Linked DNA regions of Homo sapiens: region 2 is linked to region 1. A link is a contact called in ENCODE Hi-C data. All regions are on one chromosome and are shown on one strand. The core of a region is the stretch at or near the end of the contact, and the rest is flanking DNA. Distances in the headings are between cores, read along the strand shown.

Region 1 (7,340 bases), core at 4,841-7,340:
AGCTCCTGCTTAGCTCCCTGCAGTGCTCTGTGGGGTCCCTCCTCCAGCACTGTGATGGCAAGTGTGCACCTGCCCTGCCTGGTCTAAGCAGCTGGGGCTGGTCTGAGCTGGTCTACACCATGCTCAGCAGGTTGGAGTGTGTCAGACCTGGTTTTCAACCACCAGAACTACTTATATGTTCAACTTGAGAGCATGTCTGGCAAGCTCTGAGAAGACGAGCTGGTTTCTCTGCCTGCCTTGTTAGGGCGTTTCCCAGGGCCAGGTGCCCACTCATTTTCCTCTTACTCTGTGCCCCTAGGCGGCAGTGGTCTTGTACAATCTCTCTCTGTATTCTCAAGTCCCCATCTGCGAGCATGGCTACTGGAAATAACTGCAGCTGTATACTGACTTAAAGATCCAAAAATCCCAGGAAGGACCCCAGAGCTGTGAGCCAGAAGCCCAAGGCCCTCCCAGCCTGAAAGCCCCAGGCCAAGCCTGAACTATATGCAGGTGAGTGTTGCTTTGCAGTTACCATCTCCAATTAGTGTCCCCAGCCTCTTAAAGCTGATCTAATCCCACTCTCCTGATTTCAGCCCCTCAGACAGTGCCTGCTGCACTCAATACAATCCATGTTCCTGATGACGTGGCATATAAGGCCAGGAGCAATCAGCTCTGCTGCCCTTGCCTATCTCCTGCCTCCATGTCCATGTCTCCCCAGGCCCTGCCATCTGCCACACCCTCTCCTCTCTGGCAGGTCAGGTGTCACACTGTTGGCTGTTCTCTCCTCCAGGATGACTGAAAGCCCAGAGCTGAGATGAATTCATACCTTAAATCAGAAGTGATTTCACTGGAGATACCATGTCTCTTCTATCAGTCCCCCAATCTAAATCTTCCCCCGACCCTTGTAAACGCCCTGCATGGCCTGGGTCTCCCATTGCAATCCTTCCATTTGTTTGGTGTTTGGTTTTTGCTTTTTTAGTCATCCCCATGAGAATATAAACTCCATGAGGGCAGCAACTTGGCTGGCCTGTGTGCCAGTGCTGGGGACATCACTGAGAAATGAAGGCCCATTTGGCAGGCTATTTTTGAGCAAGATTCCTGAGGCCCAATCGTTGGGTGATGAGATGGACCCGAGGTATTTCACTCCAGCTCTCGAGCCAAAAGAACTGACCACGTCCTCACCACTGCTCTGCGCCAGGTACCATGCTTGCTGTCTTACACGTGTATTGGCTTATTAAACCCTCACAGAAGCCAGGAGAGGAGTTCCATTATCACCTCTTCTAGAAGAGGAAACTGAGGCACAGAAGTTAACTGGCCAGGGCTTACGAGCCCCTAGGAGGCAAAGCTGGGGCATGGTGCTGGATGTCTGACTCCACGGCCCTCCCCTGCCTTATCTGCCGTTGTTTCCCTTTCTGCAGGATTAGTAGATTAAGCTGTACTGGAATGTGGCCTCTCAGGCATTTCCGTATCAGCCATGGTTACACTCACTGAGGATAGCACAGTTGAGTGATTGAGACAGAGATTCAGTGCCCCAAAAATCCTTCCCATCTGAGCCTGGACTTGCCACGTTTTTTAGAGACAGGGACCAGCAGGAGCTACTTTGACATGGCACTGTGTTGGGCACAGCCTGGCTGGGGAATCTCACTGGATCCTCACAGTGGCTCTGTGTGGTAGGGTATAGAGATCCCTACCTTACAGATGAGCAGACAGGCTAGAAATATCACCTGCCTGCTCCTGTGTCCCCAGCAGCAGCTAAGTGACAAAACTGAGGCGGGGATACAGAAGTTTGATGCCCATGTGCTTCTGAAGCGGGCCCCTGGTATGTGTACAAGGCAGCCAGGAAGTATTTCTTGTCAGCTGTCCCCATTCACAAGTTGGCTCACCACCTGAAAGGAGGGTGGTACTTTTATCCTACTGCACAGGAACGGAAACCAAAGCTCAGAAAATACTTGCTGGGTTGATGCCTCAGACTCAGATCTAATTGTAACACCAGAATTTGTTCCAGCCTTTTGAAAGCAGGGCTTCTCAACTTTGCATGCACCTTAGAATTACCTGGGGAACTTTAAAAAGATCCTGATGCTGAGGCCCAAAGATTAATGTTGCATTAACCAGGCAGGGCCTGGCCTCTGTATTTTTAAAAGCATGCTGGGTGATCGAATGTGCAAGCTGTGGCTGAGACCCCAACTTGAAAGCAATCCTACTGTTGGGGAAGTTCTGCAAATGGAAAGACTAGCCCCCAAAAGAATGATTCCACATATCTCTGAGGTTACAAGTGGCTTTTTGGTGGGCTGACAAACTGGTTAAACATTTGACGGTGTCTGAACCTCCGGAGCAGTGATTTTTAGACTGTCCTCAGAAGATGGCAAATCTGAGTGCAGTGTGTTCCTAAAGGCTCTCTGTGGGGAAGTCTGCACGATGGTACTGAGGGTTTTCTGAGATTCTCCTGGCAGCTGTGGACCACTGTTCCATTATTTCACACCAGATTTCATCCAAGCAAAGAGAGGATCACATGGAGATGAAAACACCCCACTTCCTTCATCTGGATGACACCTTGTTTAGAAGCCCATCACTCGGCCAGAGAAGAAATATTTAGATTGAGAAACAGCTTTTTGTTGTGCCCTAAGCCCATTCTACCTTTATGATTCAACTAAAAATTTATTTCCACTTAAATAAAACCAGCAATTCTGAGCTTCCCCTCCCGTCACAGGTTTCCTCCCAGAAAGTCTATCATGAAAATACTGCTCAAAAATCATCTGTAAAAAGGTAAATTAACACATATTCTTGGCTCCCTCTTCCTTATCTCAGCTATTCAGCCTCTACACTTTTTCAACTATTTTATCACCTTTTTTAAATAGGCAACACAGGAGTGTAGAATAAGAGCATGAGGGGGGTGAATACATGAAAAAGTGAGTCTTCCCACCTTGGTCCTCCACTAAGTGACGGTTACTTTTTAATGTGTCTTTCTACAGGTATACATTACACATAGAAGCACGTATGTATGCACCGGTGGAAGTATATATCCTCATATTTGGTGTTTGGTTTTTTTTTTTTTTTTGTAGATTGAGACTGTGTCTCCCAGACTGGAATGTAATGACACAATGTCAGCTCACTCCAACCTCCACCTCCCGGGTTTAAGTGATTCTCCTGCCTCAGCCTCCCAAGTAGGTGGGAGTACAGGCGTGCACCACCATGCCTGGCTAATTTTTGGATTTTTAGTAGAGATGGGTTTTCCTCTTGTTGGCTAGGCTGGTCTCACACTCGACCTCAGGTGACCCAACCACCTTGGCCTCCCACAGTACTGGGATTACAGGTATAAGCCTCTGTGTCTGGCCCATATTTGCTATTTCTAAAATTAGAAAGGTATTGTGTGGTACTCTTCCATGCTTTATCCTCTTAGTAATAATGTCATGGAGATTTTTTCCATATCACTACATGCGGTATGGAAGGTATTCCCTTTACATGTGAGTGTACATCAGCCTCAGTATTCTAGCCCATAGGTTGGCAAACTTCCTATAAAGGGTGAGACTAAACATACTAGGCTCCAGGGAGGCATTCCATCTCAGTTACAACTCAACTTTGCCCTTATAATAAGAAGCTATACATGAAGTGTGAATGACTGGGCATGTTCCAATAAAACTTTACTTATAAAAAACAGGTGGAGGGTAAGATTTGGCCTGTGGGCCATCATTTTCTGATCTCTGTTCTAGTCTGAACCATCTTTGGCTGTTTCACCACAGTCATGCGGCCAAGGAGGCAAGGCCTGGCCACACAGGGCACAGAAGCCATGATGGGCCTTGTCTGCAAGTAGAAATCACCTGCTAATCACCAACAGGTCTCAAAGTAAATGCTGGAACACACTTTGTAGGGTGACTCTCCTGGCCCCAAGCAGCATCTGCGACATCAAGATGCCGGGCCTTGGGACTGCCTCAAGCTGGTTTCGGCAGCTATGCTCTTTACAGAGCGTGTGGAGGGCAAGGACTCTGGAGTAGAAAAAGGTGCAGGTCTTAGGGCTGGGGTCCCAGGGTGGAAGCCCACTCCATGCCTTACTGGCTATTTGAGATAGAGGATGAAAAATGGCATGAACATCTTTGTATGTGTGAGGATCTTCCTGTTGCCCACGCTGGAGTTCAATGGTGCAATCTTAGGTCACTGCAACCTCCACCTCCCAGGTTCAAGAGATTCTCCTGCCTCAGCCTTCTGAGTAGCTGGGACTACAGGTGCACACCACCACCCATGGCTAATTTTTGTATTTTTGGTAGACATGGGGTTTTGTCATATTGACCAGGCTGGTTTCCAACTTCTGACCCTGAGTGATCTACCACCTCAGCCTCCCAAAGTGCTGGGATTACAGGGATGAGCCACCATGGCTGGCAGACACAAGCATCGTGAGGGGTGCCTAGCCCCTGCAGACACTCCATGAACAGCAAATGTGATAACTGCTAAATCAAAACTACCCCAGAATTTTCCATCTGCTATGTCCCCAAGAAATGACACTGTAACAGGGAGCCGAACACTATGATGCCTGCCCAGCTGCAAGAGTGGACTCACCTAAGATACTCCACAAGCTTTTTATGCTGTTACAACGGACCCAAAGCACGGGAGAGCAGGGGCCTCACTTGTGCTGTTGCTTGAGAGTTCCCTAAATGCCAGGCCATAGCAGGTACTGAAGAATACCTACAGCCCGAGTGAGTGCTGCTATGTGTAGGGTTCAGGCCAAGGGCCCTGGCTGCAGAGCAGAGGAACTGAGAGCTAGACAGGGCTGGGCCTGCCATAGGAAAACAACAGCCCAGCTATGACCCAGCACTGTGGTGGCTGGGGGATGAGAGATGAGCTCAGCACAGAAAACACCTTGGAGCCCTGGATGTACCCCTCCTACACCAGTACAATGCCCTGCAGTGCTCTGGGCTTTAAACTTCACTTCTTGCTGAGTTGACACCAAATGAGGCCCCTGAAGAGCCTCTTCTGCTGTGGGGCTTGGACAGAGTACCCGGGCCTGGAGTGGGACTTACAGGGAAGCCAGCATCATAGAAAATCCCTAGAGGGAATTCCCAGAAGGCTGCACCCTCAAAGCATCTGGTCCAGACAAGACAACCCTGACTAGTCATCCTGAAAGCCCGGTGCTGTCCAAAAGACACAGATGCCATGGTACAGGGATGTGGCACAGTGGGGAGCCAGAGGTAGGTTACAAAGGAGACCTTAGAAGGTGTGGGACTCCCTTCCATGTGGGTGCAGAGTGCCCACTGTCATTCCCCATGGAGGCACCAAGCCAGGAGAGTAGGGCTCCAGGGACAGTAGCTTCCAGCCTTCCCAGTCAGGTCCACATCTGGTGAGCCAGAAGGAAGGAAATGTAACCTAACACTGTGGCAGGATCCAGCGTGGCCTTGTGGGAGGCGCTGTGGGATGAGCAAGAGAGCAAATGTGTGTGGCCAAGATGAAGAATGAACAGGGATAGAAAATTCCTACTTGTCCCAAGAAATAGACCTCAATGTCCCTTAGCAACATCTTTTTATGTCATGCCTGACCGTGTGTGTGCCAGGGGTGGTGCTTGCCTTACCAATATGAGCAGTGCAAAAGTCCAGGATGCCACGTTCACTCGAGACCCCTGTGCCATGCTGTCTCCCAAAAGACTGAGCACCTTGAGGGCAGACTGGGAATTGAGGTATCCCTGAACCCCTAAGAGCAGCTCCTATACAGCCCTAGAACTGCTGCTGAAGGAAGTGGCTCATTTTGCTAAACTCCAGTTTGGAATCTGGGGCTCAGTAAGGCTGTCCCTGCAGAGCATTCTTGAGCCCATTCTGTTCGGTAGCCAGGCAAGTGTGAGCAGCTGCAGCTTCACAGGAGGAGGCTTAGAGGGGCAGTGATGGGTGCCATGCTATGCAGATCCCAGACAGGAACGCGGGGGCCAGGTTTTATTACAGGAGATGGTGCTTGGGGTGGGAATCATATCTCCATCCCATGGGACAGCTTAGTGGTGCTGAGGCTGACTTCGTGGGGGTGTATTTAATCCTCGTGAGGGAGGGGGATGTTAACCACAGCTCAGGACTCTGTTCTTCCAGTTCCTCTTTCTCTCACACCCACATTGAAACCAGCAAGTTCTGGTAGTTCTACTTTGAGAATACCCCTTCCCAGGCTGCCTGAGGCACCATCCCCTCTCCCCGGGGTGCCCACATGGTCCCCTAACTACCTGTTCTATCACCCATAACAAAGCTCTACCCTTTGCTGACTCCACATGGCAGCTAGAGTTCCCTTGGCTGCAAGGCCTCTCTGTTCCTGGGCTACCCTGGCTTCCTTGCTGTTTCTCCCAGGGGCCAACTCTTCAAGGCTGCAGGACCTTTGCACCTGCTGTGTCCACTGCCTGGCTCCCTGCCTCAGGTCTCCACTTCGGGTCAAACTATCCCTGTCATCTTCCTAGACCATAAACAGCACATCCCCAGCAGGCTTCTTTCCCTCTGTGATGACTGTGATGTCATTTCCTGTCTTTTCACTGGAAATCGCCACCTCACATAGGCATGTCTGCCTCACTATTCAATGTCTGTGTCCCCCATGAAAACAGATGCTTTATCTGCTGTTGAACTATCAGGATCTGAAATGGTGCACTGTAAGTACTAATTGGAGGAATGGGTGGATGGAGGGGTGGGGAATTTATTTTCTCTTCATCCCTGCTCTCATCCTCCTAGGGCTTCCAGCTGCACTCCTAGCCCTGGAAAAACCAAACCAGCCTGATCTTACTGGTGACTGTATAATCTTAATCCCTTTATTTTCATATATTTTGAAAGCAATCCTAATTGTCTGTATTTAAAATTTCCTTTGTTGCATGGAAGGTAGCTGTTTAAATGTCTAATTTTCTCCTATCTTCTTAGTTTTCTAGTCAAAATAATAGCTTTAATCACAGTGGGTCTAGATGGATTCAAAAAGGAAGATTTATCCACTCTTCTTGGTAATTGTTTATAATTATCAATAGATCAATCTGGCATTTATGTTCCACCTGTATTATCCTTGGGTGGGGACACAGCCAAACCATGTGTCATCTTGAATTCCCATGTATCATGGGAGGGACCCATTGGGAGATAATTGAATCACAGGGGCGAGTCTTTCCTGTGCTGTTCTTCTGACAGTGAATGTGATGGTTTCATAAGGAAGAGTTTCCTAGCTCACATCGATGGTGCCATGCAAAGAGCTTAAGAAGTGACTTGCTCCTTGCCTTCCACGGTGATTGTGAGGCCTCCCCAGCCACATGGAACTGTGAGTCCATTAAACCTTCTTTCTGTAAATTGCACAGTCTCAGGTATGTCTTTATCAGCACTGTGAAAACGGACTAATACAGTTGTACGAAGGGTCGAAAAGAGGTCAAGTTTACCTCT
Region 2 (6,775 bases), core at 196-2,695, 1.5 Mb before region 1:
GTCTTCTTGAGTTTCACTGGCTCTGACTGGGTTCTGTGCCCATCCCAGAGCCAGTCACTTTGGTGTGGAGATAGGAAGTGAAAAATATTTCTGACTAGCTTGAGCCAAATCCTATTCCCAAGAACAGGAAAGCAGTGGCTTCCTGAAGGGCATTGTCCCCAAAAGGAAAGAAATATGCTGAGCCACAAGCAGCGACCTGTTATATGGTTTATTCATTTTGCAGTTTCATCCTCTCCTACCCAGGAAAGCCTCTGAGGTTAGAAGTGACTGTTCTTTTTTTTTTTTTTTTGGAGACAGAGTCTTACTCTTATCTCCCAGGCTAGAGTACAGTGACGAGATCTCAGCTCACTGCAACCTCCACCTCCTGTGTTCAAGTGATTCTCGTGCCTCAACCTCCCGAGTAGCTGGGACTACAGGCACATGCTACCACGCCTGGCTAATTTTTTGTATTTTAGTAGAGACAGGGTTTCACCATGTTGCCCAAGGTGGTCTTGAACTGAGCTCAGGCAATCTGCCTGCCTCAGCCTCCCAAAGTGCTAGGACTATAGGTGTGAGCCCCCATGACCGGCCTTTTTTTTTTTTTTTTTTTTTTTTTTTTTTTTTTTTTTTGAAACAGAGTCTCACTCTGTCACTCAGGCTGGAGTGCAGTGGCATGAACATGGCTCACTGCAGCCTCAACCTCCCAGGCTTAAGAAACAGGCCAATATTAATTTATTATCATTTTTCTTCCTTCTCCTTGTTCCTCCTCCTCCTTCTTCTCCTGTCTTCTGTCTTCCTTCTTCCCTCTTCCTCTTCTTCCTCTTCCTCCTTCACCTTCTCTTTCCCCTTCTTCTTCGAGACAGGGTCTTATTCTGTGGCCCAGGCTGGAATGCAATGGTGTGATCATAGCTCACTGCAGCCTCAAACTCCTGGGTTCAAGTGATCCTTCTGCCTCGGCCTCCTGAGTAGCTGGAACTACAGGTGTGCAACTTCATGCCCAGCTAATTTTTAAAAATTTTTGTAGAGGGTCTTGCTATGTTGCCCATGCTGGTCTTGAACTCTTGACCTCAAGAGATTCTCCTGCCTCCCAAAGTGTTGGGATTATAGGCATGAGCCACTGTGCCTGGCCAATTTCTTTTCTTTCCATCTGTAGGTTTACCTGGGGCTCTAAGTTCTAAGAATCCCAGGTCTGTTACTCCCAAAATTTCACTGAGGCCACAGATCTACCCCGAGGTAGATCAATAAGTTCAGGTTGAAGTGTCATGTTTTCACCTGCCAAAGGCTTCCTCTGCATTCAAAATAAAATTCGCACTCTACACCTGGCCTGCCTACGACTCACCCCCTTGCTGAGTTGTAGCCACACTCATTTCTTGTTATTTATTAAGCCAACCTGCTGCACGCCTCAGAGGCTTCTACTTCCTGTTTCCCTGTGTCTAGAATGCTCTTCCTTTAAATCTTTGCACAGCTGCTACTCAAATGTCACGCTCTCTGAGAGGTCTCTGACAAGTCTAGCATGTAAAACCACTTGAAATTATTGTGTTTGTTGATGGTTTGAGTATCTCCCTCCTTTCTCTAGACGGTAAGCTCCATGAGGCAAGCATCATGCTTGTCTTACTCACCTGGTTCCTGGTTCTGTGTCTAGCACAACGTAGGTACTCAAATGTTTGTTGAATAAATGAATGAAAATTCTTTTTTTTTTTTTTTTTTTTGAGATAGGGTCTTGCTCTGTCACACAGGCTGGAGCGCAGTGGTGCAAACATGACTCACTGCAACCTCCGCCTCCTGGGCTCAAGCTATCCCCCTATCTCAGCCTTCCAAGTAGCTGGGACTATAGGCACATGCCACCATACCCAGCTATTTTTTTTTTTTTGGTACAGATAGAGTCTCACTGTGTTACCCAGGCTGGTTTGAACCCCTGGGCTCAAGTAATCCTCTTGCTTCAGCCTCCCAAAGTGTTAAGATTAAAGGCATGAGCCGCCACGCCTAGCTGAAAATTCTTTTCTGAATGTCCTTGTAAACTTTTTCAGGGCAGGGCAATTTCTTACATTTTTCTTGGCTTTTACTTGGTGCCTACAAAACACTGGGCATAAAAGAGACAAAATACAATAGTATTTTTTCAAATAAACTAAAGCTCTCTGCTGAAGGGATTGGCTCAAAGTTGCCCAATAAACTAAAGCTCTCTGCTGAAGGGATTGGCTCAAAGTTGCCCTCACATTAGTACAGAAAGATACTACATGATGCTAACTGCTTCTTTGAGAATTTTCTTTCCAAAGCCATTGCATGTGAACATTTGAGATGCCCCCCATGTCTGCGTGAAACTGCAGAGGGGAACGTGGGGCCATCTTTCTATCCTGGTCTCTGAGTGTGGTGATAGAGCCACCATATACAGGCAAACGTCTGAAAATGATGTCATGGGATGATGCTCTTGTTTACTCCTTTACCCAAATGAGGTAGAATGAGAAGAGTGTCTTTTTATCTGTCACGCTGTCCACTGCAAACCCGAAAGTCAAGGTCACAACCCTAATGTGCTGATCACGCAGGTGGAACCCTCATTTGTGGGCCGAACTCTCCCTGAGACCTATCAGCCTGTGACAGTCCTCAAGACAATCAGGTGAGAGTGTGGATGGCCCCACGCGGCTAATAGAAACTCAAAAGCACACCTTCTACAGAGAGCCGTCGGTTGTCCCTGTACTCAACAGAAAACACACCACTGGGGGCATCTCAAGTATGCCTAGTCTTCATCCATTCTCTGCCTACCCAACCAGGCCTATCCCTCTCTTAGACTCTCACATGGCCCCTTGACCTTTGTCTCACGAGCTCTCCATCATTTGTCATGCTATCTTTATGTAGGTGATTATTTCATTAATATCCATCTTCCCCATTGGACTCCAAACTACTCAAGGGCAAGGCGCAATCTCTTTTGCTCACTGCTGTATTTTGTCACCCAGTCCTGTGCCTAACACATGGACCATGCATCATAAATACTTTTTGAATGGAAGAATGGATGAATGGAAGAAAGAAGGGAGGCTAAATGTTTTCTCTGTCAGGTATCACCTCACCACCACCTTGTCCCTTTCATCAAGGTGTCTCCTGTGCCCACAGTAGTATCTGGCATAGAGTAGAGGGGCCACAGATATTGACAGAAATGAATGAATGGACACTGATCTTTGCCTTCTCAGAGAAGCCTGGTTACCTTCTTTTTTTTTTTCTTTGTTGTTGTTGTTGTTGTTGAGACAGAGTATCACTCTGTCACCCAGGCTGGAGTGCAACGGCACGATCTTGGCTCACTGCAACCTCCGCCTCCTGGGTTCAAGTGATTCTCATGCCTCAGCCTCCTGACTAGCTAGAATTACAAGTGTGTACTACCATGCCTGGCTAATTTTTGTATTTTTAGTAGAGATGGGGTTTCACCATGTTGGCCAGGCTGGTCTCGGACTCTGGACCTCAGGTGATCTGCCCACCTTGGCCTCCCAAAGTGATAGGATTACAGGCATGAGCCACCGTGCCCGGCTGCCTGGTTAACTTCTTAAGGATAAATGTATGGAAAGGGAGAATGAGGGGAAGCTACATGATATGGTTTGGCTGTGTGTCCCCACCCAAATCTCATGTGGAATTGTAATCCTTGATGATGGAGGGAGGGGTCTGGAGGGAGGTGATTGGATCATGGGAGCGGTCATCCCCCTTGCTGTTCTCATGAGTTCTCACTAGATCTAGTTGGTTAAAAGTACATGGCACTTCCCCCTTCACTCTCTTCCTCCTTCTCCAGCCAGGGATGATGTGCCTGCTTCCCCTTCACCTTCTGCTGTGATTGTAAGTTTCCTGAGGCCTCCCCAGCCATGCTTCATGCACAGCCTGTGGAACCATGAGCCAATTAAACCTATTTTCTTTAAAAATTACCCAGTCTCAGGTAGTTCTTTATAGTAGTGTCAGGAAGGACTGATACACTTCAATATACGAATATACTGAACCAAGCCCAAAGGCTGCATTTAGGTCACTCCCTTCAGAATCAATGGGGCCAGTTCTTGAGGTCACTAAACCATCAGACCAGCAAGGGAGGAGCTTAAAGTGCAAACTGAACTTGTTTGCAAGAGACAATGCTCCTTTGGACTCAAGTGCAACCAGTTCTGGGGTTAGATGTTTAAAGTTTAAGTGGGTCATGGCTCCTGGTCCTTATCACATAGCCTGAAAAAAACAAAACAAAACAGCATCTCAGGAATGGTATCAGACCTTAGAAGATAACCTGACCCCAGTTTCTGCTACCAAGTCAGAAGGATACTGAAAAGGAATGGATTTTGCTTCTCCAAGGCCATGGCCTCCTTACTGGGGGACATCTGAGTCCCAACGAGGTCTCTTTTTATCCGAAGATCAACCAACGAAGGGCTGGAGATATTCAGTCTTTGTCAATCATTTGTGGATGACAAAGAGTTTACAGATCTGTTCTGCAATCACCAATCCAAAACCAAACACCAAAAAAAAAAGTAAATAAATAAACAATCCCCAAACCGTACTGAGAAACCATCATAAAACCAAATCTCCAAACACGTCTGGGTTTCAAGCCCACCCTAGCCCAGCAGACAAAAGTGGCTCACCTTTGAACTACAGAATCCCTTCCAGAACCAGAAGGAAAGGGAAAGGGGTTTACGGGTCGTCTCAGAGTTGTAGGCTCTGGCTGGTGCCCAAGATGAGTTCATTACTTATTCTTAGAGACTGGACTCAAATTAAACAAACAGCACCTATAAATAGAGTGAGGATACGCTCAGCTTGGTGTCACTGGAAGGTCCTTTTTGCAGGGACAGACGTGCTAAACGGATGTTCTCGGGTTACCCTGCTGGTACTACGTGGGGGAAGAGTTGTACTTTTTTTTCCCCTGTGTTGTCCAGGAGAGGGGAAAGAAGCAGGTGAGTCAGACTTTGGGATTCAGTTCGATTCTGTCTTCATCTCTAAATGCTCATTCACATGCTAAGTTAGAATGAGCTGCAGAGGAAGGATGCCACTCTGCAAGACGACCTGGCTGAGCAATTTGGCTGCTCCCCCTGGGAATGGATCCTGGTTCAGACTGCATTGACAGAGTGTTCTGGTCTTTTAGATTAGATTGCAAACTCCCTATGGGAAGGCACCAAGTACTAGGATTTCCTCTTGGCTTCCCTGTTCCTGCCAAATGCAGGAATGGATAGGGTTTCCATGGCGGGTCCTGAACTGTGAATTAAAAGGACCTCGCTATGCACGCTGATCTTTACAGTGGGAAACAATATGGGCCCATGTTCCAGACCTGGTGTGGCTTTGGTTTTAATCATGCTGAAGAGCATGATTGGGAGGCGGAGTCATCACATCACCGTGATAGACGAGCGGGGGCAGAAACCCCTGGAATAACTGTGAATAAATACAAAGCCATGGGGCAACAAGGTCAACTCACTATCATAATAACCAGAGTCCATAACACTGATTCAGCCCTTGACGGGGAATTCTAGGCACTATTCTAAGTGCTTTGTAAAAACTCACTTATGGGCTGGGTGCTGTTGTTTATGCCTGGAATCCTGGCACTTTGGGAGGCTGAGGTGGGAGGATCGCTTGAGCTCAGGAGTTCAAGACCAGCCTGGGCAACACAGAAAGACCCATCTCTTAAAAAAAAAAAAATTTAGGCTGGGTGTGGTGGCTCACGCCTGTCATCCCAACACTTTGGGAGGGCAAGGCAGATGGATCACCTGCGGTCAGGACTTTGAGACCAGCCTGACCAACATGGAGAAACCCCGTCTCTACTGAAAATACAAAATTAGCCAGGCATGGTGATGCCTGCCTGTAATCCCAGCTACTTGGGAGGCTGAGGCAGGAGAATCGTTTGAACCCAGGAGGCAGAGGTTGCGGTGAGCCAAGATCATGCCATTGCACTCCAGCCTGGGATACAAGAGCAAAACTCTGTCTCAAAAAAAAAAAATTTGTTTTTAATTAGCTGGGCATGATGGTGTGCATCTGTAGTCCCAGCTACTCAGGAGACTGAGGCAGGAGGATCACATGCAGTGAGCCATGGCCACACCACTGCACTCCAACCTGGGCAACAAAGCAAGACCCTGCCTCAGGCAAAAACAAACAAAACACTAAAATAAAAGAAAATAAAAACTCATTTACTCTTTCCAAACCCCTATGAGGTAGGGACTCTATTATTATTTCTATTCTACAGATGCAGAAACCAAGACACCAAGAGATGATGTGCCTTGTGCCAGCCCACACAGCTGGGAAGCCAGGTTTGGAAGCCAGGCAGTTTAGCTCCAGAGTCCGGTCTCTGATAGTAAAAATTAAACATGTAGAGTAGCTATCTGTTGGTTTTCCTGTCCGGCAGCCTTCCTCCCTCCCTGGATGATCACAGGTCTCTGGACCACCTCTTACTACTCTCAGCCGGGTGGTTCTGGTGCCTCGTCTTAGAGGGGAGCCCTAACTAGTCTTGACCCAAGCCTGCACCTGCCCATCAACAGGTCTTACAGGCATGGCCATGGGACATACATATGGCAATTGCAGTGAAGTCTCAGGACTTTAACTGGGAATGCTAGGATGAAGACGCACTGGATTTCCCTCTGGATTTGAACTGAGAGCAGGCAGCTCTGAGAAGTGCCGTGGCTACCTTGCTACCCCAGCAGGAACCTGGCTGAGAATGAAATCAGTACTGAGAGGAAGCAGCATTGAAAAACAGATCTTGGTGGCATCCTTTGAAGCCTGAATCCAGCTAGACCTGGTGCTGGAACCCAGGCTTCAACTTTGCACTTTCATGAGCCAATATTTTCCCTCTGCTTTTCAGGCTGGTTAA

Evidence for each region. Hi-C counts contacts between places; a loop is a spot of excess contacts on that map. Pooled maps may share reads with other maps.
Region 2: a map with no recorded cell type shows a loop between it and region 1 (20-fold over the local background). The contact joins two enhancer-like sites. A Hi-C loop is called at or near these places in 3 of 37 single-sample maps with no recorded cell type and 3 of 50 pooled maps.

Annotation. Positions count from the first base shown.
Region 1 is chr16:12,546,226-12,553,565 of GRCh38, reverse strand. All of the region lies in intron 20 of SNX29 (sorting nexin 29), which reads right to left. SNX29-AS3 (SNX29 antisense RNA 3) reads left to right here. Exons shown (of 4, transcript XR_007064988.1): 4 at 1-7,253. Among named protein-coding and RNA genes, the nearest start is that of SNX29-AS3, 61 kb to the left of the region's middle. RefSeq lists enhancers at 4,491-4,630, 4,741-5,210, 5,867-5,936, 6,217-6,266, 6,357-6,476. Within about 2 kb of position 6,090, at least 3 of the 41 ENCODE cell types and tissues checked have a DNase peak (open chromatin) inside an H3K27ac peak, as active enhancers do.
Region 2 is chr16:13,992,706-13,999,480 of GRCh38, reverse strand. It overlaps a transcript of MRTFB not described here. Among named protein-coding and RNA genes, the nearest start is that of LINC02185, 20 kb to the left of the region's middle. Within about 2 kb of position 1,445, at least 4 of the 41 ENCODE cell types and tissues checked have a DNase peak (open chromatin) inside an H3K27ac peak, as active enhancers do.